Linked DNA regions of Mus musculus: regions 2 and 3 are each linked to region 1. Evidence: chromatin loops called from intact Hi-C (ENCODE). Cell type or tissue: heart. All regions are shown on one strand.

Region 1 (8,000 bases):
GCCCCTTTCCAGCACGTACCTCTCCATGGACTGTCACCACAACTGTGAGAAAGAAAACAAAAAATACCAACAAAACATGACTTTCAACAGATTAGCGCAAGTTAGCGACAGAAACATAGATCTACGGTCCCCAAGGCTATACTTCAACTTTTCTCCAAATAGGTATTCTTTTCATTAAGATCTTTTTATCGGTCAATGAAGACTCAGCTCTGACAGAGGAGCTTGGAGGAAGCTTTGGCTGAGCAGAGAAAATTAGCAAATCCAAAAAGGAGTGAAGCTTTCCTGCTTATAAGGCTGCCATCACTGGGAGGAGGGAGATGCCGCTCAGTCTCTGCCTGTAAAGTGGGAAATGCGCATGCGCATCCAGCTATGTAGCAAACTGACCCACCTCCTCTGCAGGCAAAACCAGTCGTCGTTCACTGTCAGCTCATAAAACAGCGGGTAGTCACCTGATGTGCTTGAAAACTGGTCAGCACCTTTATAAGTTTGGACTTTTTCCCTTCCACACACACACCACTGGGTATTTCATTGTGAGTAAGCACACTGAGGCTAAGAGGTAACAGGAAATGAGAGTCAGGAGCTAAACCACAAACTCTGATCTCTCCAAGCCTTCTGTAACCCTGTCTCACCATACACCACTCCACTCCAGGGCTTAGGAGGCCTGTTCTGAGAATCATGTCCCTTCTCCTCCCACAAATCACTTTCTTAGGATACTACCAGAAAAGTTTTATATACAAACTCCTGGGGGCCGATGAGATGGCTCAGCGGGTAAGAGCACTGACTGCTCTCCCAAAGGTCCTGAGTTCAAATCCCAGCAACCACATGGTGGCTCATAACCACTTGTAAGGAGATCTGACCCCCTCTTCTGGTGCATCTGAAGTCAGCTACAGTGTACTTATGTATAATAATAAATAAATCTTTGGACCAGAGTATGCAGGGACTGAGCGAGCAGGGCTGACCAGAGCGAGCAGGGTTGACCTGAATGAGCAGAGGGTCCTAAAAGTTCAATTCCCAACAACCACATGAAGGCTCACAACCATCTGTACAGCTACAATGTACTCACATACATAAAATAAATCAATAAATCATTTTTAGAAAGCCCCCTTTTCTGCAATAGAATGCACCCTAAGTAATTTACGTTTCATTAGCCAGTATTTACTCAAAATAATTGCTTTTTATTTTACTATGAAGTTTTACATTTTAGCTAATACATAAAATATAAAAAGTCTACATATAAAGGGGCACTATTTGATGTTTCAATTCATATATACATGGTATCATGTTTAAATCAGGTTAAACATACCTGTGTCCTCAAACATTCACTATAATCAAATTTTAACATTAGTTTTAGCCCAACATAATTAAAAGGAAACAGCGAATGGCAGTTTTATTATGCATTTGAATGTCAAAGAAAATGCTTTAACTCATTTTGTTGTTGTTTTCTACTGTCTTTAACATGGTAGACAATTGTGAGGTAAACCAGAACACCCATCCAACCAAGACAATGACTCTGTCTTGAATTTCCACTGAAGGGCTCAGAGCCCTGACCCTGTCCCGGAAGCGTCTGGCTCCCAGCCCCCTCGTCCTTCTTCCCAACAGGCTAGGAGGGAATGTGCCCCTCCCTCACCTTTATAGTTGTGCCCGTGGCCATTCGGATTGTTGCATTTCCCAAACACTCTTAAGTTCTCTTCATCGCTCAGAGATGGGCTGACAGGAGAAAGATAGAGGTCAGCCCGAAGTTCAGACGTCCAGAAAACTCTACAATTTCATGTCACTGTAGATGATCAACTGGTTAGATCGCTTGCATATCATGATCCCCGTTTCTATCAAGAACCAACACTCCACTCTCTAATTAAACTAGATTACCACATAAATCATCCAAGACCTTCATCTCAACCCACTTAGTCCACAGTAAGATGTCAACAACTCTGCCCATAGTCAGCACTGTCTCTCCTGCCCTCTCTCTGTCGAGGTCTCCTCTATCCCTGGCTGGCCTCAAACTCACTAGGTAACTTAGCACGACTTCCAACTTCTGACCCTCTTGCCTCCACCTCCCAAGTCCTGAGATCTATGTAAGCAGGCACTGTGTAGTCAAGCACTCTACCTACTGTGCTACATCCCGGCTCCACCTTCCAATTCAACAAGCCCTGAGTATTAGCTATGGGATAAGAGATGAAGCAAGGAGCAGTGATAAGCACGAAGACATACATATCCTCCAGCGGCTTAAAAACGTCATTCCTCCTGACAAATAATGACCTCAGGCTCTTCTTTTCACAATCTTGCCCTCCTCTGCCTCAGCAGTTGCCTAGTGGAAACCTTACCAATGTGTTCCAGGACACTCAAGTCAGGTGAAACTTTAAACTTACTACACATGGCTGTCATTCCAGACAGAAAACAATTAGCTTAATGAATCTGTATCAGTCAACTTATCTGTGCATCCTTACTAACCTTGTGTGTAAGCTTCCTATTATAAAAATCCCTTTTGAGAGGCCGGAAGGATGGCTTAGCAGTTAAGAGTGCTTACTGCTACTGCAGAAGACCAGGGTTCAGGTCCCAGCCCACCCACGTGACAGCTCAGAAGCCTGTAACTCCAGTTTCAAGGAATCCTCTTTTGGCTTCCACAGACTCTTTCGTGCAAGCTGTGCACACAGCACACAAGCACACACAAACACAACTTTTTATTTAAATTCTTTAAACTCTTTCTTATCCCCTTCACTCTCTCCTACTGCGCACTTAGAGCAGTACAGCTCACAAGACTTTTGAAGAAAATTCTCACTGTACCCAACTTGACCACACGGAGGGGTGGGGGTAGAGGGATGACAAGTGTCAGCTGTTCCCTATGACAACCCTGTTGTTAGAAAAGGCCGTTCTCTGATGATGACATGCAGATCCAAAGAGCAAACCTTCAAGTGAGTAACGAAGCTCCCTTTGAAACCAACTCTCAGGTGCGGTCTTGTTTCTCTGGGATTCAATTCCCGACTGTGTTGCTCCTTTGGAAAGTATCAAGGCTGGTTTTACTTTTTTGGTAAAAGGGGGATGAAAACTACCTTGGGTTGCACCCGGTAGCCCATGCTCCTGTCATTGTACCTCTGGATGTGGGCAACCTCTGGAGGGAAACTCTCCAGAGTGGATCCTCCGGGATCGGAGCTATACCGCCCTCTCCCGGGTGAGTGCCGGTAGTGCAGCTCCGCACCTTCACCATTTCCTCTTCGGCCCGCCCCAGCTCGGCTCTAACCCACGCGCGTGGCCACGCCCCCCAGGGACATAGCGGGACAAGACCCGCGCGTGCGGTGACACACGTGGGCACACCCCACCTGTGCAGCCGGTGGCTCGCGCTGAAGGACACGAGGCGCGACAGTCGCGCGCGGCGACGAAGGTCACCCGCCGCGCTCATGGTCTTCGGACCGAAGACTCACAAGCTAGCGGTTCCGGCTTCCGGGACCGAGGCCAGTCCCGCCCCCGCGGCTGCGCAGTGCAAACTCGGCCCTCCCTGCCGAAAGCACTCCTGGGAGTGGTTTCGACTCGCGGCACCCTTCGGCCGACTTGGAGGCAAACACTAGCGCCCCCTGCTGTTCAGTCTTCGCTAGGCAGTCAGAAATACCTGGGGCCAGTGGGTGGGTGAGAAGCCAGAGGCCTGGATTTTTAAATTGCCAGGTTAGTTTGTGTCTTCTTCTTTCGCTTCATTTTTGACAGTCCTGGGTTTGACAAATCCAATGTCTGGGTGCCCTTATCAGATGTTCTCCAGCCCGGTACCACATTGAAAGTGTCCTTAACCAAAAAGAAACCCCAGCTAAGGATGGCAATGCACTGTCATTAGAGTTACCCTGCAGGCTGAAGCTGGGGCATTGATTTTAGGAGTCCCGATCTGTTCTAGGCAACATAGTAAAACACTAGCTTAAGTGGAAAATAAAGGAAAATTTTGACATCTCAATATCCAAGTGAGAGAATGTCATACAAAGAGACTTCCTCAAACCAGAGACAGCCAGAAAACAGATTCACCGTTCAGAGCCCTCAGAAGGAATACGCTGTTCCTGGTTTTAGATTCCTGGCTTTCAGAGTTTTTGAAATGGAAAGGTATTCCAGTGTAATCCCAACCGCTCTTGTGCAACATTTGCTGGTTCTGTGTTTAGATATTTGTCTCAGAAGGTTAGCTTCTATTAAATGTTGTCAGTCAGAGATGGCATATATCAGTGATCCCAGCACTGAGGCTGAAGCAGGAGGGTGACAAGCTCAAGGTCCGTCTCAAAAGGATAAAATCCTATACATAATTCAAATGGACACCTTTGGCAAGGCAGCCCCCACATCACCCATCCATTAATTAAATTTTAAAAACTAAATTAAAAAAAATGTTTACCCAAGTATCTTTGGCTGTCCTGGAACTTGGTCTGTAGACCAGACTGGCTTGGAACTCACCTGCCTCTGCCCCTCTGCCTCACAAATGCTCGGATTAAGGGCCTGCATTACCACCACAGTTAAGACCTTAATCCCAGATGCTTTAAGTATTAGACACATGTACTTCAGAACAACAAAATGGTCCCTGTTATCTGAAAATTCAGTTTAATGGGGGCAGTCCAACAAATAATATGTCAAGTGAAAAATTACCATTTCTGTGTCAGAGAGTAAAAGAAAGCTTCCAAGAGCAAATTAGTCTGAGATGGGTTTTAAGGAGTCCAACAGATGGGTAAATAGAAAATCCCAAGAGGAAAGAGTTTAAGCAAAGGAAATGTGGAAACGTAGCTTGCTTAATGCACAGTGACAAATTCTTGGCTACCTTGGGGTGCATGCAAAACGGAGGAGAGTGTATTGGAAATATTGACTGAAGACCAAGTAGTGGAAGAATTGTAAATGTCTTTCTACATATAACGGAAAAGAGACCCTGCCTTTCCCCTCCCATCTAGTTTTTCTCCAAGAGAAAGGAATTCCCAACTGTTAAAATAACATTTTCAGGCATAATGGAGTCTTGCTTGCCCAGATAAGTGTGGCCTACTCTCTGGTGCTATGCACACAGGAAGGAAAGGAGGAGAAGGAAGAAGAAGAGGAGGAAGAGGAGGAGGAAGAAGAAGAGGAGGAGGAGGAAGAGGAGGAGGAGGAAGCCAATCCTGGCCATCTTACATTCCGTTCTGCATCTTGCTTTCTTGTTGTAGGCTGAGCCAGGAGCAGGCCCTCTCATTCTCCTTTTCCTCTCACTTATGCACTGAGTACCACTGCTGTGTTGAGATAAAGTGAAGGTTCATGTGCAGGAAAGAGATGCATTCAGGTATGCGTGCTTCTCAGAAGTTAGAACCCATCGGGCCTGCATGTCTAGACAAGCTATGTTAAACCTCCATGTTTGATCTGAGGAAATACATGGGGTGCTTTTTCCCCATAGACATCTGCGAACATCCAGAGACTTATCCTCTCAAGGTGACTGGCTTCCGTGCTCCCACATCTGTAATCTTAGCTCTGTCTATGCATCACACTCTGCCTCTCACAAAACCACACACAGGACTTAGCCCTATAAGTTACTGTCACCGTGCAAACCTCTACACAAGACATTTATGTGTAAGGTACACTTCCCTGAAGAGGAAAGGGTTAATGGGATTTAGAATAATCCCTTCAGACATCTGTAGAAGAAACTGACATTCCAGGACAGCATGATCCAGGACTGTGTGGCAAATTAGCCCATGTCCCAAATCACATCTTGGAAGACTTCCAGAAACATGAGCAGACAGAAGGACCCTGGGCAGTTTGGCTGGTCCGAGATTAAATCTCAGCCAAGGGGTAACAGAAAGGAAAAGGAAAAAGGCCTTTGGGGGGTAGGGGAGGCTGCAGTTTACCTGAATGCTGTTAGTAAAATGTGAGACTTAGAAATGTGAAGATTGTGTGGTCTCTTCTGCCACCTGCTGCACAAGTAAAGAAAGAACCTCTTGCTTTCCAGCGGTCTTCTGGAAAATTATCTACCTGGAGATTTGAAATAAATGCCTGCTTTTAGCAATGTCTCTCAAAACAGCCACTTGTGAAGACTGAGCTGAGGGAGAGATGGGGTTGGTATTGGGTAGTCTGTAAGAGGAACACTGAAGTGAACTGGCATAACATCTGCCACAGACAGCAGGGGAACACCCAACTCAGAGGCCACCAAACACGATAGCACTGGCTTCTTGTCCCAAACTCCTTAGGGCCAATGGTAACAGATGGACTGTGTGTGGCCTGTTACAGACTTGGAGAGAGCAAGGTGCTGGTCTAGATTCTAAGATAGTAGTTCTCAACATATAGACCAAGACCTCTTTGGGGGGTCAAACAACCCTTTTACAAGAGTCACCTAAGACCATCAGAAAACAGGTTTACATTACAATTCGGAACAGTAGCAAAACAGCAGTTATGAAGTACAGCAAACATGATTGTGTGGTTGGGGTCACCCCAACATGAGGAACTGTGTTAAAGTGTCACAGCAACAGGAAGGCTGAGAACACTGCTCTAAGTCTACAACTGTCCTTGACCATTTGTATTTCTCTTCCCAGAGCCTCCGGTCACCTATGTAATAGAGGTAATGGCCTAATTTTAGTCTTCTTTTCTATATATTCCTTTCTCAAAACTTGTGTGTAGGAGGTGGGTAGCATGATTGCCACAGCACATGGATGGGGAGTCAATTATCTCCCTCCATCTTGATGTGGATTCCAGGGACCAACTTCATGTTATCGAGCTTGCACTGCAAGCTCCTTTTACCTGCTAAGCCATCTTGCTGACCCTTTCTATGTATTCTTTTAGCTAGAGATGAGAATATTAAATCAATGTTAGACTATCTTCAAGATATTCTCCAGCGATGGCAAGGTGGCTCTGTGGGTAAAGAAGCTCACTGCACAACCCTGATGACAGATGCCGCAACCAACCCTAACACTCCATTGTGGAGATGGGGAACTAGAGAATGGAGAACTGCCCAGAAGTTTCCAGGCAGAGGGAAAGAACCTACTGTAGAAAGTTGTCCTCTGGTCTCCTTAAGCACCCTTGTCTGCACATAGACACACATGCAGTAATAACAAATTATTTTAAAACCTTAAATTGGGCTGGCGAGATGGCTCAGCGGGTAAGAGCACTGTCTGCTCTTCCAAAGGTCCTGAGTTCAAATCCCAGCAACCACATGGTGGCTCACAACCATCCATAATGAGATCTGATGACCTCTTCTGGTGTGTCTGAAGACAGCTACAGTGTACTTATATATAAAATAATAAATAAATCTAAAAAAAAAAAACTTAAAGTATTTATTTATTTATTTAGGAGATGGGACCTCACTATGCATAACAACAGGCTGGCCTGGCCTTAAATTCATAGAGATCTGCCTACCTCTGCCTCAGGAGTGCTGGTTCAAAGGTGTGTGCCGCCATACCTGCAAAAACTTTAAATACTATACCAATACCTGTTTTATGGTTTCAAGAAAGAGGCCTAGGACAATATAGAGCCAGGGCTGAAGGGATCACTAAGCAGTTGAGAGGATGCACACCGCTCTTGCAGGGGACCTGAGTTTGATTCCCAGCACCTGTATTGGTCTCTAGGGGTGCGGTTACTTATGTGCTCACACAAACCACACACACACACAGTCACACACAAAATACGTAAATATTTTAAAATATATATAAAGGGGCTGGAGAAAGACTCAGGCTTGTTTCTCTTACAGAGGTCTTGGGTTCAGTTCCCAGCACTTACACAGGGGCTCACAACCATCTGTAACTCCAGGACATCTGATGCTCCATTCTGACCCCCTCAGGCACCAAACATACATGTGGCACACATACATATATGCAGGCAAAACATTCACACACATAACATAAAATAGATCTTCTAAATGGTATTAAAAATATACATGATCATAATTACCTCACAAGTTGTGTTTTAATAGAAATATAAAACCATACATGGGGAGATTATTAGTTATTTTACCACTGCTACAAAAAAAAAAAAAGTAGTGCCACAAGCTGGGAACAAGAATTTAAATATGATCCCGTGGTGGTCAGGATCTATCAGCACGT
Region 2 (8,000 bases), 66 kb before region 1:
TTCTGGTGACTGTAGGGAAAACCCCATTTCCTTCCCCTTTTCACTTCCCTTGGCTCTAGCCTTCTTTCTTTCTCCTCCCTTTTCTCCCCCCTCCCCCACCCTCTTTAAGCAGAGCTCTCACTACCTCACTGTGTTTCTCAGACTGGCCTCAAACTCTTGGACTCGAAGTATCCTCCTTTCTCAGCCTCCAAAGTAGGCCAGCATCCTCTTTGGTCCTTAAAGACAGAGACACCTGAACAAGTCAAGGGTCTCTAACATGACATGGCTGTTGCCCTTCTGCCTCTTCCTCTTTCCCATTTTAGGACACTGGTGGTTGTGTCAGGACTCCCCCAGTATCTTTTCAGATACTCTGATTTCAGATATTCTGATAGACCCACTAGCATCCAACACCTTCACAGGTTCCAGGGATTAGAAAGAGGCCATCGCATGAGGTCATTATTCTGTCTACCACATACAACAGTCTCCAACACTGTTTAGGATTAACCACCAAGCCATGGTCAGCATATTCCAAGGAATATTTCCTCCCTGGAGAATACCTTGGGTTTCCTCTTCCTTTTACGTTTTCCTTTGCAAATCGTCTCCACACAGTGAAATCCTCACTGAAGAACAAGCTACACTCATGGTGGTCACAAGCACTGGGCAACTGGTTCAGTGCCCAGAGGCACTTGGGAAGGCTTGGGTGCAAGGGCTGAAGGCCAGCCCAGGCTCAGCTCTCCACACTGCTCACTGTGCTTCAGCCAGCAGAAGGGAAGCTATCATGCTCAAAGGGACTAGGCTTTTTCTAACACATCTGGCCAGGGGGGACATATAGAATACTTCAAACTTTTCCCCTCACCACACCATTCTCTAACTCACTGGGTCCCATGCTTCCCATTTATTATAATGTTGTACTGGCTGGCTTTGTGTCAACTTGACACAGGCTGGAGTTATCACAGAGAAAGGAGCTTTAGTTGGGGAAATGCCTCCATGAGATCCAGCTGTAAGGCATTTTCTCAATTAGTAATCAAGAGAAAAGGGCCCCTTGTGGGTGATGCCATCCCTGGGCTGAGAGTCCTGGGTTCTATAAGAGAGCAGGCTGAGCAAGCCAGGGGAAGCAAGCCAGTAAGTAACATCCCTCCATGGCCTCTGCATCAGCTCCTGCTTCCTGCTTGAGTTACAGTCCTGACTTCCTTGGTGATGAACAACAACGTGGAAATGTAAGCTGAATAAACCCTTTCCTCCCCAACTTGCTTCTTGGTCATGTTTGTCCAGGAATAGAAACCCTGACTAAGACAAATGCCTTATACATATTTACTATTATAACACTTGTCAAAATGTATCAGCTTCAATGTCCTCTTGGTTGCCTGGGGACCCGGATGTGTAAAACTGTTACCATGTGTATTTAAATAAGCTTAGATCAGCACTTGTCAGATTGTTCCCATTTCTCCGCATCAAATTGTTCACTATTTCTCCAACAAGGCTACGGAGCAGCATCTGCATACATGGCCTGGTAATAGGTGTTAGGGACAAATGGTAGCATCCAAGGAAGCAAACAGTGAGGGCTTGCATCCTACAGGGTACAAATCTGCTCCTCAAACGAGTGTAATCTAGCACGGCTCCCTCGGCAGCTGCTCAAATCAGGAAATTCTGAAAGAAAAAAAAAAGAGAGAGAGAACTTGGGGAAAGATGATCCTTCAGCTTGGTAATTTTTACTTTTTATTTTTACTTTTTAAATTATGTATGCATAGTGGGTGAGTGCAGGTGCCTAGAAAATCCAGAAGAAGGCAACAGATCCCCTGGAACAGGAGTTAGGGGTTTCAGGAACTGGACTCAAGCCCTCTCCTCTGCAAGTGCAGTACGTGTTCTTAAGTACTGAGCCGTCTCTCCAGACCCAACTTGATGAATTTTTTTAAGTGAATTCAACACAGTATATAAAATGCAGTGGTTTGGAGCTCTAATGTCCTTCAGACCCAGGCTCCTGGTTATCCTCACAGTATCTTGAAGATTTCTTCCCCTGTGTAATGGGAGCAAATTCTTAGAGTGGGTTTGTGAGGACCTGGCAAGTCAGGCCTCCCAGCAAGGGTCTGAGGCTGAGACAAGGAGGGGCTGGGAGGGGTTGCTTCTCTTCCATCTCTTTGAGAGCCACAAGGCAGCAGCATCCTTTCTGGAACCAAGTAGGCTCCTTCAAGGCAAGGTGATGTTTCACAAGGTTCACATGATAACCACAGTTCACAGAAGCAGGCCACAGGAGTGAACACTGTATGGGGGATTAGGGGAGATTAAGGAGAAATCCAGAGATGGCTCAGTGGGTAAAAGGCCTGATGACCTGAGTCTCAACCTCGATTCCATAGCCAGATGTGGTGTCTCACATCTGTAATCCCATCTCTCCTGAAGTAAGACTGAAAGTGGAGACAGCAGAATACCTGGAAAGTCGTGGGCCAGCTATGAGTTTCAGTAAGAGATGGGCCACCAGAGTAACAGGAATAAGAATTACCCTGACTCAGCAAGGTAGAAGGAGAAAAGAGACCCCTGAAATTTGTCCTTTGACCTGCCATTGCCTGCCAAACACACACACACCATATTTACACATCATACATACCATACATACACACATCATACATAGCACAAACAGTGCACACACACACACACATACCACACGCACAAACATAACATACATAAACATACCACACACACACACACACACACATAAATAAAAGTGTATTCTAAAGAAAAGAAAAAGAAATCTGAGAGAAGTCAGCCTGCAAACCACTGAGAGGACACAGGGAAAGGTCATGGGTGCCTACAGCTGCTTCTCTAAGCAGAGGTAGACCGATAGCCAAGAGTTGCAAGGAGGAACTTGGTTGCTCAATACAGGAATCGTTGGAACGAGAGTTGATCGGGCTGACGCAGGCCATCATTTGGGTGTGAAATAGATGGGGCCTGTGATGGGAAATCATGGTTGTCAACTTGGCTGCATTACAACCAAGCTATCACAGACCCACACCTCTGGGTGGGTGTGCCGGTTCCGGAGAGCAGTTAACTGAGGGGGAGTTTCACCTTAAATGCGGGTGGTGCGCAGGAGTCGAAGGCCTGGAGAGAAGGAAGAAGGAAAGGAGCTGGCGCAGGCCGCGAGGGCATTCCCCTTCCTCTGCTTCCTGGTTGCCTGTGGCACAAGCAGGTCGGCTCTGCCACCTGCAGCGCCCCACTCTCTTGACCTTCTGAAGCCCCGAGGCAAAACAAATCCTTCCTCTGTCGGCTACTTCATCGTAATTAAGCAAAAGTAACTAGTAAAAGTAACCAATACAGGACATAAGTGGGCTTTGGCTGGATTTTGAGGGAGTTTTTTGTTTGTTTTTGTTTTTGTTTTTGTTTTAGCTCTGAGAAGTGATCTGGAGCCCATTCTTGCCTGGGTCTTCATAGGCCGTACTACTATCTGCCACCAGGGGGCACAGGTGCTCCAAAAGAAGCAGTTGCTGTAGGGTTTTTGTTGTTTTGTTTTTTTCTTTTTTCTTTTTTTTTTAACTCATTTATTTTATGTGTGTGGATATTTTGCCCACATGCATATGTGTGCACCACACGCATGCCTGGTGCACACGGTAGTCCAAAGAGGCTGTCTTATTCCTAGAATAAGCACCAGCCAGCCAGCCATGTTAACTGCTTTGGGTTCCCTCCCATGACAGAATCCTCCTGTTAAGTATAACAGCCAGCAGCAGCAGCAGATAAACCGAAGAAATGAGTTCAAGGAAGCAGCCTGCAGTGTGTTGAGGATGTTTGAGTCATAAATGAAATGGACCCAGTCATACGGAGTCATATGAAGGTGAACTACCTATTCGCAGCTGGCACAGCTGACTGCTGGAGCAGCATCCGTTGGCTGAGCCCACCCACTCAGAGGACCAGAAACACACGGAACCAATCCTGGTGGCTCATTTCTATTGGGGGGCATAGCCAAAGAAGCATGGCCCTAACTGAGAGCCTTTGAAGCTGTTGACTGGGCAAACATCATTCTCTTCCTGGAATAACTGGAGGTGGGGTGCAGCATCTGCAGGAGAGGGCAAAACTGGGTCCAGCGTTCTCAGTAGGAGGTAGTGCAAACATTTCCTCCAAGCCATAGATACCGAGGAACCAGCTTCTTGTTTGCAGCTGCATGGTGCAGCATGGCAGGTTTGCTCTCTGGACATGATGGGTGTTGAGGGCACAGGGCAGGGGACAGCCCTGATTGTCAACCAGGATTGTCTGCTGCAGCATTGCACCAACTTCTGTGGCTTCCTACAGGAGCAAACTACTTTTCTGAGAGGTTCATCTAAAAAGAATCCAACTGAAGCAAGTTGACCCTTCTGGCTTAGTACCCAATAATAGAACACGCAGATTTTTTTAAAAATTAATTTTGGAAAAGAAAAAAATGTCATTACATTTAGCCGGGCAGTGGTGGCACGCGCCTTTAATCCCAGCACTTGGGAGGCAGAGGCAGGCGGATTTCTGAGTTCGAGGCCAGCCTGGTCTACAAAATGAGTTCCAGAACAGCCAGAGATACACAGAGAAACCCTGTCTCGAAAAAACCAAAAAAAAAAAAAAAAAAAAATTGTCATTACATTTAAAAACAAAATAGTTTTTAAAATCTCTAAAGTGCCCGGGCCTGGTGATAAATACCTTTAATCCTAGCACTCAGGAAACAGAGGCAGGAGGATCTCTGTGAGTTCAAGGCCAGCCTGGTCTACAACATGAGTTCCAGGATAACCAAGTAGAAAGATCCTGTCAAAAAAAAAAACAAAAAAAAAACAAAAACAAAAAAACCCAAAAACCTCTACACTGGTCATAACTGGAGTAGTAGCTGATATTTTTAAGGTAGGGCTAGAAAGATGCTCAGTGGTCAAAGGTCAAAGGTCAAAGCTGTTCCTCGGAGGACCTGAATTCAGATCCCAGCTCTGACATCTCTCTGCTCACAACCATCTAGAGCTCCAGCTCCAGGGGATGTGATGCCCTCTTCTGCCTTCTGAGGGAGTCCAAACTCAGGAATGCCTACTTTACATATATACATAGCTTTAATAATAAAATAAATGAATACATAGAATAGTCACCACAGAATCTCCCAGAATCCAACCACAGAGTCAAGGAGTTAAAAGTGTAAACGATGGAATTGAGCAAGATTGTGCACATCTATGGTCCCAGCACTTGTGAGGCACAGGCCATCCTGCTTTATCTGGACTACATGGTGACCCCCAAGCCTCAAAAGAGAAGAAAAGAAAATCTAAAAGGGGCAGGTGGATTAAGAGTCTCTTAACCATCCCGTAGAAGTTCCAAAAGAAGCTGGAAGGAAGATTGAATGTCTTTCTGCCCACTTCCAATCCACTAGCAGATTTTCTTGCCTAGCCCTTCAAAATGCACTCCATGTTGGACAAGTCCTTCCCACCTCAACTGCCCCTCTGATCTCTGCCACCACCATCTCTGACATCTGTGTGATACCAGCCTCTTATAGTCTGGGGTCCACACAGAAGCCAACGTGGTCACTTAGAAACATAATTCTGGCCACAGCTCTCTTCTCTAAGGCCTCAAACACTGTTCTCACGTTAGAACAAAGTCTGGGTCTATTCATAATAGTTAAATTCTGATTTTAGGGACTCACGAGATGGCTCAGCTGTTAAAATTAACAGCTGTCTTAGTTAGGGTTTTACTCTTGTGAACAGACACCATGACCAAAGGCAAGTCTTATAAAGGACAACATTTAATTGGATCTGGCTTATAGGTTCAGAGATTCAGTCCATTATCATCAAGGCAGGAACATGCAGCATCCAGGCAGGCATGGAACAGGCAGAGCCAAGAGTTCTACATCTTCATCTGAAGGCTGCTGGCAGAATACTGGCTTCCAGGCAGCTAGGATGAGGATCTTGAAGCCCACACCCACAGTGACACACCTACTCCAACAGAGCCACACATTCTAATAGTGCCAAGCATATACAAACCATAACACTTCCTTAGGACCTGGGTTCAACTTCCAACTCACATGGTGGCTCACAACTGTCTGTGACTCCAATAACAGAGGATCCAATGCCCTCTTGTGTCCTCTGCAAGCACCAGGCACATGGTCACAGCCACACAGGCCAATGAAACAACCATACACAAAATAATAATAATAATAATAATAGTAGTAGTAGTAGTAGTAGTAGTAAAATTCAAAGGTACTTGATTGTCTACTTGGTTGGATTGAGAGTGGCTGTAGTATAACCATAAGGGTGAATCCAGATAACTAAATTAGAAGGCTCTGGCCTAATAAATGGTTTAACCCACTGTTGAATTGAAAATTCGAATGAATTTAGGAACCATTGAAACTGGAAGTCAGGAAGTAGTTGGAAGAAGTCAGTCACTGAGGACATGTCATAAGGGGCTTGGTGTCACCTTGGCCCCTTCCGGTTGCTTTTCTACTCTGAACCCTGTCTGCTATAATGTGACAATCTCCCAGGTCCTTCCCGCCGCGGTAGACTGAAACCGTGAGTTAAATAAATCATTCCTCTTTTACATCATTGTGCTGAGGTATATGGTCACAGCAAGACAAAAGTAACTAATACACTATGCTCTCCGGTTCCATCCTGGTTCGGCTGAGATAAGCATTCCCACTCCTCTGGTCTAGCCCACTGAGGCCCAGCTCTAAAGCTCTGACTTCCGGGCTGCTCCTCCAACCAGCACTGACTTCCGGGCTGCTCCTCCAGCCAGCACTGAGTCTCCATCTTAGGGTGTACGCCATTGGCTTTCCTCTGCCTGGAAAGAAATAGCCTCCAAATCACCGCAAGAGTTCCCTTGGGTCACATACCCCGTCACCAGAGAAGACTTTCCTGTTCTGTGTAAACAGCCCACCCCAGGTCCTATCACTGGCATTAGGAATCAGAAAATGACAGAATGGCCTCTTAAGTAAATGCTGTTGCTCGAAATGGTTACCCATAGAAGAAAATATCAGAGTCTTCTCGGCTATAATTACCAAACACAAAAATAAATCTCTGATAAGTTCAAGTGAAATTTCTAAATTTTAAAAGAAAATGGGGAGAGGAGACCGGGGTTCAGCTCAGCTATAAAGCGCTGGACTGATGCACAAGGCCCCAGGTTCCATTTCCAGCGCCATATAAACCAGGCTCTACAGTGTGCACCTATAGTCCTGGGTCAGAAGACCTCAACTTCATCCTGGGCTACACAAGACCCTGTCTACAGAGATTTAAAGAAAGAAATGGCTTTCTAAAACATCATTAGAGAAAAAAATTAACTCAGAACAACACTGACTATAGAAATAAAGGTTAGAAATATGATTTGTGTGGGAAAGAAAATGCTTATTCCAAAATATATGCCACAAAGAAAAAGAAAAAGAAGTCAGGTGATTTAATTTTTTTTTTACAATTTCATACATGAGTACTGTTTTTACATCATCTCCTGCCCCTTTCTCTCCAGCTCTTCCTGTGTCCACCCTACTCCCTCACAAATTCATGACTTTTTCATTGGCATTTTTATACATACATCAAACATACACTCACACACACATCTATATGTTTAACAATACTAATATACATTTGTGTGTGTGTGTGTGTGTGTGTGTGTGCATGTGTTCATAAGCTACTGAGTCCATTCAGTGTTGTTCTGGCTAGCAACAGGCTTTTACAAATTATCCACATTTTAAAGAGAGGTATAACTCACAAAAGTTTAGTGTTTCATATCCAAGTAGAATAATAAACAAAGGTATGTGCCTTGTAAAACAGGAACCCAAACTACAACATCATCTGGCAGAGAACATATAAGGCATGCATTCATTTACTCGAAGGAAATTCGCTTTAGACAATAAGATCCTACTTTGCACAGGCTTTCTGAAAATTAAAGTCTGACAGTTTCAAGAATTAACAAAGCCGTGGAGTGCTACAGTCACCTCTGGGAGGAAGTGGCATTGAACCAGGGACCTGGAAACTGAGAAGCCTTCGATTCGAGAAGCTGGGGGAAGCACTTCCAAGAAGCTTTGGAGGAACCAAGAGAAGAGCTGAGCAGCAATCAGC
Region 3 (8,000 bases), 1.0 Mb before region 1:
AGGGCTCAAGGGGGGATCGTGGATCTCACTGAGAAGGGGAAACAGAATAGACATCATGTGTGGATCAGGAGAGTGGACTGCACAGCAGTGGGAAGTGGAGATGGGAACAAGAGGGATCAGGTCTGACTCAGGACTGAGGGAGAGAGGACTGGGAGAGACAACTGGAATCAGGAGACATCTTTGGACAAGCTAGAAACCTTGGGCAATGAAAACTCCCAGGAACCGATGATATTGACCCCTAGTTAAGACTCCTAGCAATGGGGGATATGGAGCCAGAACTGCCCACCTCCTGTAACCAGGCGAGGCTTACAGTGGAGGGATCAGGACACCAAAACAACCACAAAACCTTCAACCTACAATTTGTCCTGCCTACAAGACATGCTGGGATAATAGTGGAGCAGAAATTTGGGGAGTGGTCAAACAATGACTGGTCCAGCTTGAGACTTTTGCCATGAAAGGGAACCTGCCCCTGACACTGCCTAGAGGTTTCATAGCTAGATCTGTGATAGAACTAAACGTGAATAGGAAAAAGTCAATGAAATGGGTCCTAGTAATATTCTGCTATACTAATAGATTGGTGTCTAGTTCAATTGTCATCAGAGAGGCTTCATCAAGCATTTGATGGAAACAGATGGAGAAACCCATAGCCAAACATTAGGCAGAGCCCAGGGAATCCTGCAGAAGAGGGGGGTGGGGAAGAATTGTAGGAGCCAGAGAGATTAAGGACACCACAAGAAAACCCACAGAATCAACTAACCTGGACCCATGGGGGCTCAAAGAGACTGAACCAACAACCAGGGAGCCTGCATGAACCTGATCTAGGCCCTCTGCGCATATGTTACATTTGTGTAGCTTGGTCTTCTTGTGGGACTCCTAACAGTGGGAGCAGGAGCTATCTCTAACTATGCTGCCTGCTTTGGGGACTCTTTCCCCTTACTGGGTTGCCTTGTCCAGCCTTCATAGAAGAGGAGGTGCCTAGTCTTAGTGCAGCTTGATTTGCTGTGGCTGGTTGATATCCTTTGAGGCCAGCCATTTTCTGAAGAGAAACAGAGTAGGAGTGGATGTGGTGGTGGTGGAGAGGGGAGGTGGAGGGGAGGGACTGGAAGGAGAAGAGGTAGAGGAAACTGTGGTCAGGATGTAAAATAAATACTGTGTGTGTGTGTGTGTGTGTGTGTGTGTGTGTGTGTGTGTGTGTGTGTAATACACAGAGTGGTCTTAATGAAGAGCCACACTGAGCCATAGTCTGCATCAGAGATAACTTTAGGAGTCAGCACCATAGTCAAAGACCTCAAGAATATCATCATCAACTCTGAAACTGCCCCCCCCCCCAGACAGCCATTTCCATAGCCAGGACCAGACTCAGAAACTGCCTGGACTTCCATGGCTGGGAGAAGGCTCTGATGGAGAAAAGGGAGATGCTGCAGTGTGAGTGGACCTGTGCATATGCAGGTCCCACTGCTCCGTTCCCTGGGTCTCAACCTGGGACAGTGACTGATCAGGAGAGGTACGTTTCCTCGTAAGCTCTGACTTGGGTCTGACCACCTCTCTGCTTTCCCTGAGTGGTAAAGGGAGATTTAGGTACATGAAGATCCCTACTCACTGGAAAAGAAAAAAAAAATTCCCCAAAGAAAGGTATACAGAAGAAGCTGGGGAGAAAACTTTCGTGGTAAAATGCTTGCCAGCACACGAATCTGAGCATCCGAGTTTGATCCCCAACACCCCTGTAAAAAGCTGCATGTGGCAGTACATCTGCAATCCTGGTGCAGAGAAAGCAGGCACAGGTGGATCCCTGGGGCTTGCTGGTCAGGGACCCTAGGCTAATCCTCGAACCCCACCTCTTTGTTCTTACAGTCTATTTTCAAGAGCAGTGATAAAATACATTTTTAATTTTAATTCATCTAGCTTCTGGTATTTTGTGATAGTCTCATGAGACTAATACAACTACCTAAACTGGGTTAGGTTCTTCTGCACTTTTTCAACTCTCTCTTCCTTCCACATATCACCTTGAAATTAATTTTTTAATATCTGTTTTCAACACTGAACTCAGCTTAGCCCAAGGAGTGACACTACTAGGGCTAGCCTTGTTGAAGTAGGTGTGGCCTTGTAGGAGTAGGTGTGTCACTGTGGGTGTGGGCTGTAAGACCCTCATCCTAGCTGCCAGTAAGCCAGGCTTTTCCTGCTTGCCTTCGGAACAAGATGTAGAACTCTCAGCTCCTCCTGCACCATGCCTGCCTGGGCTCTGCCACGCTCCCCACCTTCAAGATAATGGACAGAGCCTCTGAACCTGTAAGTTAACCTCAATTAAGTGTTGTCCTTATAAGAGTTACCTTGGTCATGGTGTCGGTTCACTGCAGTAAAACCCTAACCAAGACAAAAGTAAACTGCAAGCCGCTTGTTGCTGCTCACGCATGAGATGTGGAGAGATGAGGGGGCTCGGGGAGAAGGTCACGTGAGGACTTAGTCCGATGAGAGCTCCTGAGTCATTGTGACTAAGAAGAACACAAGCAGAGAAGTGTCTGGCCAGATCTGCATTTTAGATACATTACTCTGTGGGGAGTGTGGGCCTGGCGGCAGAAACAACGATTACAAGTTGTTAAGAGAGTCTGCAGAGAGGAACCAGAACAGAGGGCGCCTCAGAGAAGCCGGACAGGGCGGTGGGGTGAGGGGAGCCAAAGCTGAAGGCTGATTGGACACAGATGGAAAGGTGGGAGGAGTCCCACTGACTTGGAGATTTGTGGGTGGCAGTGCCACCAGCTGAGACCAGGAGACAGCAGAGAGAGGAGTTTGGTTTAGGAAGGGGAGAGGAGAAAAAGTGAGAGGGGATGACTCAATTCCGGACACATTAGGATGGAAGCATGGTGGTAGCCTTGGCAATTGACCATAGAGCCCGAGACTCTGAAAGAAAGGCAGGGAGGCAATATAGAGGCCAGCAGGCAGGTGGGTTCACATGAAGATAGCAGTGTACCAAGGCCACAAAAGCATTCAGGAAGGAGCTCAGGGAAGGCTGGTGCGGGCACAACTGGATACCCAATTACTTATCCCCAGGAGGTTACCTTATTTCTAAATCTGTTTTGTTTCTCTTTCACCCATACAGCCTGCCAATTTAACATATTCCTACTTGCTAAATAAGGTGTGTGTGCGTGTGCACATGCACTCTTTTTAGCTACAAACAAGCTCCCTAAAGCTGGGACAGGGATAGACTGGTTTGGAGTCTCTTCAATGTGCTGCATGGCTCAATGGACATTCTCTTAAGTTCTACCTCTTTGAACTTGGGAAGGGTGTTCTTGGGTCAGGGGGTGCTGAGAAAGAGGATGAAACTCATAAGCCATTCACGTAACTGACATATCTGAAGGGAAAGCCACAGACTCATGTCCCCTGCCTACAAGAGGAACACAGATGACTAAGTAGGCTCTCAATAGATCTCAAAGGGAACAGACAGACTCACTGGCAACCAGGAAAGGTGCTTGGAGGAGAGCCGTCAGCCTGAACTTCAGTTAGACCATGATAACTTCTATGATACCAATTAACAGCCAGAAAATACTGCCCCAAGGCTGTAACTGAGACCTCAATAGCCTTCTGTTTAATTTCAATTACATTTTTTTTCCTTGAGAGTCATAAACCTGTCAAACAAGCCAGGGAGCTAACTTCGTTTTTCTTCACCCACTTCACCGCTCCAAGGCAGAACTCAGCCTGTGACTTAATGCGACTTACTTATTTCATCCACATTTTCCAGAAATCTCTGCAAGTCTCTCTCTTGATCATCAGCCATCGCAGACACAAATCTCTAAGGGAGGCAGTATAAATTATGAAATTAATAATATAAAACACTAAACAGAACCATCGGGCTTATTATCTGTCTAAGACTAAGTGTTTGTAAATGTCGTGAATAACAGCAGGGTGAGCCATTTCCCTCTGACTGCTGTTTAAGGCCAAGGGACAGTTATTATTTGTGGCCACACTTCCGGAGAGCTGCCAGCCCTGCCTCTGCTGGGGGGAAATGCTCTACAATAATTCCTCCAAAGCTAACCACCAACCACTGTGATTTAGGGACCTGATGGCAAAGGAAGCTGGGAGAGGAGCCGACTTATTGCCAGGGCTGGGGGACGAGTGTGGTCTTCCAACTTTGGCCATGACAGGTGTGCCTAGTCGGAAGCTTGGGCCAGGCAAAGCACAGGATAAGTAGGGAGAAGACTACCTTCATGAACATGTCCACACTCCATTAAAACCGTTGCCTCCGCCCTGTTTCTGAGGATGAAGAGGAGGTGCCACAGTGCACCAGCGTCTGCTTTTCAGTACTCTACCAAGTACATTAGCTTTATTACACTTGATTTTGAATGTGAAGACTACATGATAACCTCGGAGGTACCCAAAGGCGTATCCACACAACCTAAAGATCACCAGAAGGATAAACTTCCCCAGCCTTGGCCCACAGCGAGCCGCAGCTCGTTTGGGAGCGCCCCCTAGGTATGCATATTTTAAATACACTATACTGTGGTTCCAGCTTGCAGACAGGCGGCTTGGTAGTGCAGTCAGACAACTGCGAACTAAAACTTTGACATGCACAATTAGCCCGTGAGTCCCAGTTTCTCCGTCTACGTTATGGAAATCATAATGCGAACCCAGAGGACACCACGGGTCTGACTGTAGCACCCTGAACGTGGATGCGTGATTAGTCAGGCTTCTTTTATCTAGAAAACAGCCTTGGCATATGGCTCAAACAGCTAACACTCCCTAGGAATGAGATTCACATCGGGGGTGGGGGTGGGGGTGAGGTGGGGGGTGGAGGAGGGAATTAACTCGTGCAGAGCTACAGGCTGGCCTGAACCAGGCGCTTCATGGACGGAGAAAGCCAGTCTTTCTGGAACAGTACACCCAAGCCAGAAGGGTCAGCAGGAACGCAGAGCCAAGGCTCCCTGGAAAGGAGCAGAGCGGCGGTGGGGTGGAGGACCCACACCCGAGCCCCACCCTTCGGTACTACACAACTCCATGGAGGGAGGGCGGGGACAGCTGTACTGTTGCCAGGCAACCGCTCCCCAGCGTCCTGGCCCTGTGCTTCCAGGGTTGGTCTCAGCCTGCAGCTGGTACTGGATCAAACTCAGGGCCCGAGTCAGTGGCCTCTGTCAACTCTAAGCCCAGGCCAGGAACAGTTCCAAGATAGATTCCCCACGGCCACCCGGCTAGACTGACCTTTAGTGCCCAGGATCGGACGGGAAGTGGAAGCTGAGGACAGGCTGTGACTGGCTTTCGCTGGGGAGAGGCGGGGCCTTGGAGAGGGCGGGGCCTCTCGTGACCCAAAGAACGCGCTGCCCCGTTTGAAGCTGGGATGTCCCACCCAGAAGCAAGTTGGTGCCGGCTGGTCGCTAAAGCAACGTCAGTGAAAGCCCTTCCACTCTGGAGCCGCGAGGGTTCTCCCAGTTGGTTTCATATCTTTAGTCCCATAATGTAAAGGCTCCATCCAGCGTACTTCGGTGTGAGTCCAGGTTTGTTTTTAATGACCAATGTATGGCCTCCAAGGCAGTACCGTCTCTTTGATTCTCAATTTTTCTCGTAAATGAAATGGAAAAACGACACTTTTCCGACAAAGCTATGGTTAAGGGGGCTGGATCCTATCTAGCTACAGAAGTGAGTGATATACAAACAACAGTAGGATTTAGGGTAGAGAGAGCACATCACAGGGAATGGAAGAGTGGTGAGTCCTGAGCTCTAAAATGTGGGTAATGTAGATCAGTCAAAACCAGAATCTACAAAAAAGTGCCTGAGGCTAGCCAGTGGCCAGGCAAGAACCCAGGTAAGAAGAGGCGATGGGAGTTCCAGAACTACTGGCCGAAGAAGGGACAGACTCACTTGCACCCAGGACTGCCTTGGATAGTGATGCTCAGTAGCCACAGACTGGCTGGCTGGTGCGTCTTCAGAAGCTCTTTCTGTCTGACGGCTTCCATTCCTGTTGCTATGGAGTGCAGCTCTGCCCTCCCCAGTCCCATAAGCCCATGTGTTATAGGACTAGTTCCCATTCCTTAGGACCAGAGGTTTGCCTTTGTTTTGTCTTTTTGTTTCTAGCACGTGGACTTAGATGAGCAAATGTGCCTACAGAAACTGTCAAGTATGCTATTCCGGATGGAGAAAGGATAAGAGAGTTGACAGTTTGCATCAGGCTTCCAAGGGCCATCTGTCCTGAAGAGTAAGATTACAGTGGTACAGTCACAAGCCACTTTGCGGGGACAAATCTTACACTTGATAGATTACTAGGGTTTTGTTTTGTTTCACTTTGCTTCTTTAGCTGGTCTGTGTGTGTGTGTGTGTGTGTGTGTGTGTGTGTGTGTGTGTATGTGTGTGTGTGTTTTGGATGCTATACCTTTCTGTGGCCCTGCATAGCCCAAAATTCACTTTGTGGCCCAGGGTGTCCTCGAGCTCAAGGTGATCCTATTGTCTCGGGTGCTGGGATGGCAGGTGTGTGCCACCAAACTTACCTCGGATTGGTCAGAAGTCCTAAGTGACCCCAGAAAGTCAGTCACCTGGCAGCAAAGAGTCTCATGCTCTTTTGTCCAGGCCTATGTAGATTTTACTTTTGTGCCCTGGTAACTTGATATGGCCAGTGTGGTATACAGATAAGCAACTGTGAACAAGAACCTTCAATAACCCGAGTGTGACTCATTGACTATGCCCCCCCACCCACCCAGCAGTTAGCCAATGGAGGCCTGTGTGAGCATTCACAGAACCCAGTCTACCTTTGATTCATAGAAGAGTAAGCAGTAGACCCGGCTGATAAGGGGGTCAACATTTTGGGTGGCTTTGTTGCCTCGGCATAACATGCTCAGCCACTCTGACCACGTGTTCTTCACTTGATGCTATGCCAAAAATCTAAGGGTGCTGTGGGCGAATCTATGCGGATCAGGATGACTGTTGTTAGATTTTAAGGGTCAATGTCTGTGTGTCCTCCCTCCAGCACAGTGGTTTACGTGTGCAGAGACTTTCAAAAGCATTAGTGAGCTGTATTTCAAGGATGAGTTTACTTTACGGAGCTTAAATCCCTTGCGCGAGACTCCAGTTTTGTGGTTTATGCCTTCAATAAAAAAACGGGGGAACATTTGGTCATCTTCCACTGTATCGTAAATCTGAGACTCAGATTAATAGAAACCATTGCTACTCCTTCCCTCAGCTCGCTCCCCACCGTGCAAACCATCCTAACTCCTTGCATTTTCCCATCAATTATATTATACAAGCTCAGAAGAGAGTGGGAAAAAAAGTTCTCAGCCTCATGCAGAATGAAACAAACTACCTTTGCCTGTGGAGACAAGTCCACCAGAATCCAGGAGCCAAACTACAGCCTGCCAGACAAGACCCTCGGCTGCAGGAGCCAGCTAGCCTGGCAGCTTTGGTTTCAAGATTCTGAGAGAAGGGTTTGTCCAGGCCTCCCCAAGAAGAATCACTAAATACTGCCTCATTTCTTTCTCCGAACCACGTGTCCCTACAGGGAAAGAATCTGTTAAGCTGAAAATCCCTGCCCCTTGGATTCCCCTGTTATCTTTTCTGTTCTAACTCGCCACTGTAGAGGAAGGAGTAGTTTTCAGGATCGCAGGTTCATGTGTCTGCAGGAGACAAGAGTATCCCTTGATATTTCTGTGCTGAAATGATGGTGTGGAAAATATTTGCAACAACCACAATAGCAGTCCCGTGTGCCAGGCATACGTATGACTTCATGTAAATGTTTTGTTTATTCCCATTTCTTAAGTCAAGAACACACAGATAAAAGGGACCGAGATTTCTCAGGGGCCGAGCAAGACCTGAACCTTGGTCTGTGCCCTCAAAACTCCCCCACTTGACTGCCCTGACTCCTATGTACACCCATGTGGCAGACAATGCTGTCAGCAACCCCCCTGCGAGTTTCCACCTAAGCTTATGGTTTCCTCCCTGGGCATGCCAAGCAGACTGCTCCATGCTTGTCAGAGACTGGTCTAGCTTCCCCTCTGCTGGGAAGTGTCTGTGACTCCATTAAGAAAGCA

The links. Peaks named below come from ENCODE experiments on the same cell type or tissue, not always from the same donor. Only the 100,000 strongest peaks of a DNase experiment are listed, where the experiment ranks them.
Region 2: a loop joins it to region 1, with 7 times the contacts of the local background. A loop is called at or near these places in 37 of 42 quality-filtered maps.
Region 3: a loop joins it to region 1, with 4 times the contacts of the local background. A loop is called at or near these places in 16 of 42 quality-filtered maps.

The regions. Positions count from the first base shown.
Region 1 is chr9:50,525,243-50,533,242 of GRCm38, forward strand. It overlaps Pts (6-pyruvoyl-tetrahydropterin synthase), which reads right to left and starts at 3,414. Exons shown (of 6, transcript NM_011220.3): 1 at 3,315-3,414; 2 at 1,628-1,707; 3 at 20-42. The coding sequence starts at 3,394. It overlaps Bco2 (beta-carotene oxygenase 2), which reads right to left. Exons shown (of 12, transcript NM_133217.3): 12 at 7,845-8,000. In heart, CTCF peaks have their summits at 3,212, 3,551 (motif pointing left) and 5,888 (motif pointing left); DNase peaks (open chromatin) are centred at 3,269 and 3,469; H3K4me3 peaks cover 1,261 bases; H3K27ac peaks cover 1,408 bases.
Region 2 is chr9:50,459,705-50,467,704 of GRCm38, forward strand. No RefSeq gene overlaps it. Among named protein-coding and RNA genes, the nearest start is that of Gm32462, 22 kb to the right of the region's middle. In heart, a CTCF peak has its summit at 3,417 (motif pointing right); no DNase peak of the experiment used is centred here; H3K4me3 peaks cover 473 bases; H3K27ac peaks cover 634 bases.
Region 3 is chr9:49,480,959-49,488,958 of GRCm38, forward strand. Ttc12 (tetratricopeptide repeat domain 12) reads right to left here and starts at 5,267. Exons shown (of 22, transcript NM_172770.3): 1 at 5,188-5,267; 2 at 3,712-3,784. The coding sequence starts at 3,769. In heart, a CTCF peak has its summit at 4,457; a DNase peak (open chromatin) is centred at 5,093; H3K4me3 peaks cover 1,796 bases; H3K27ac peaks cover 678 bases.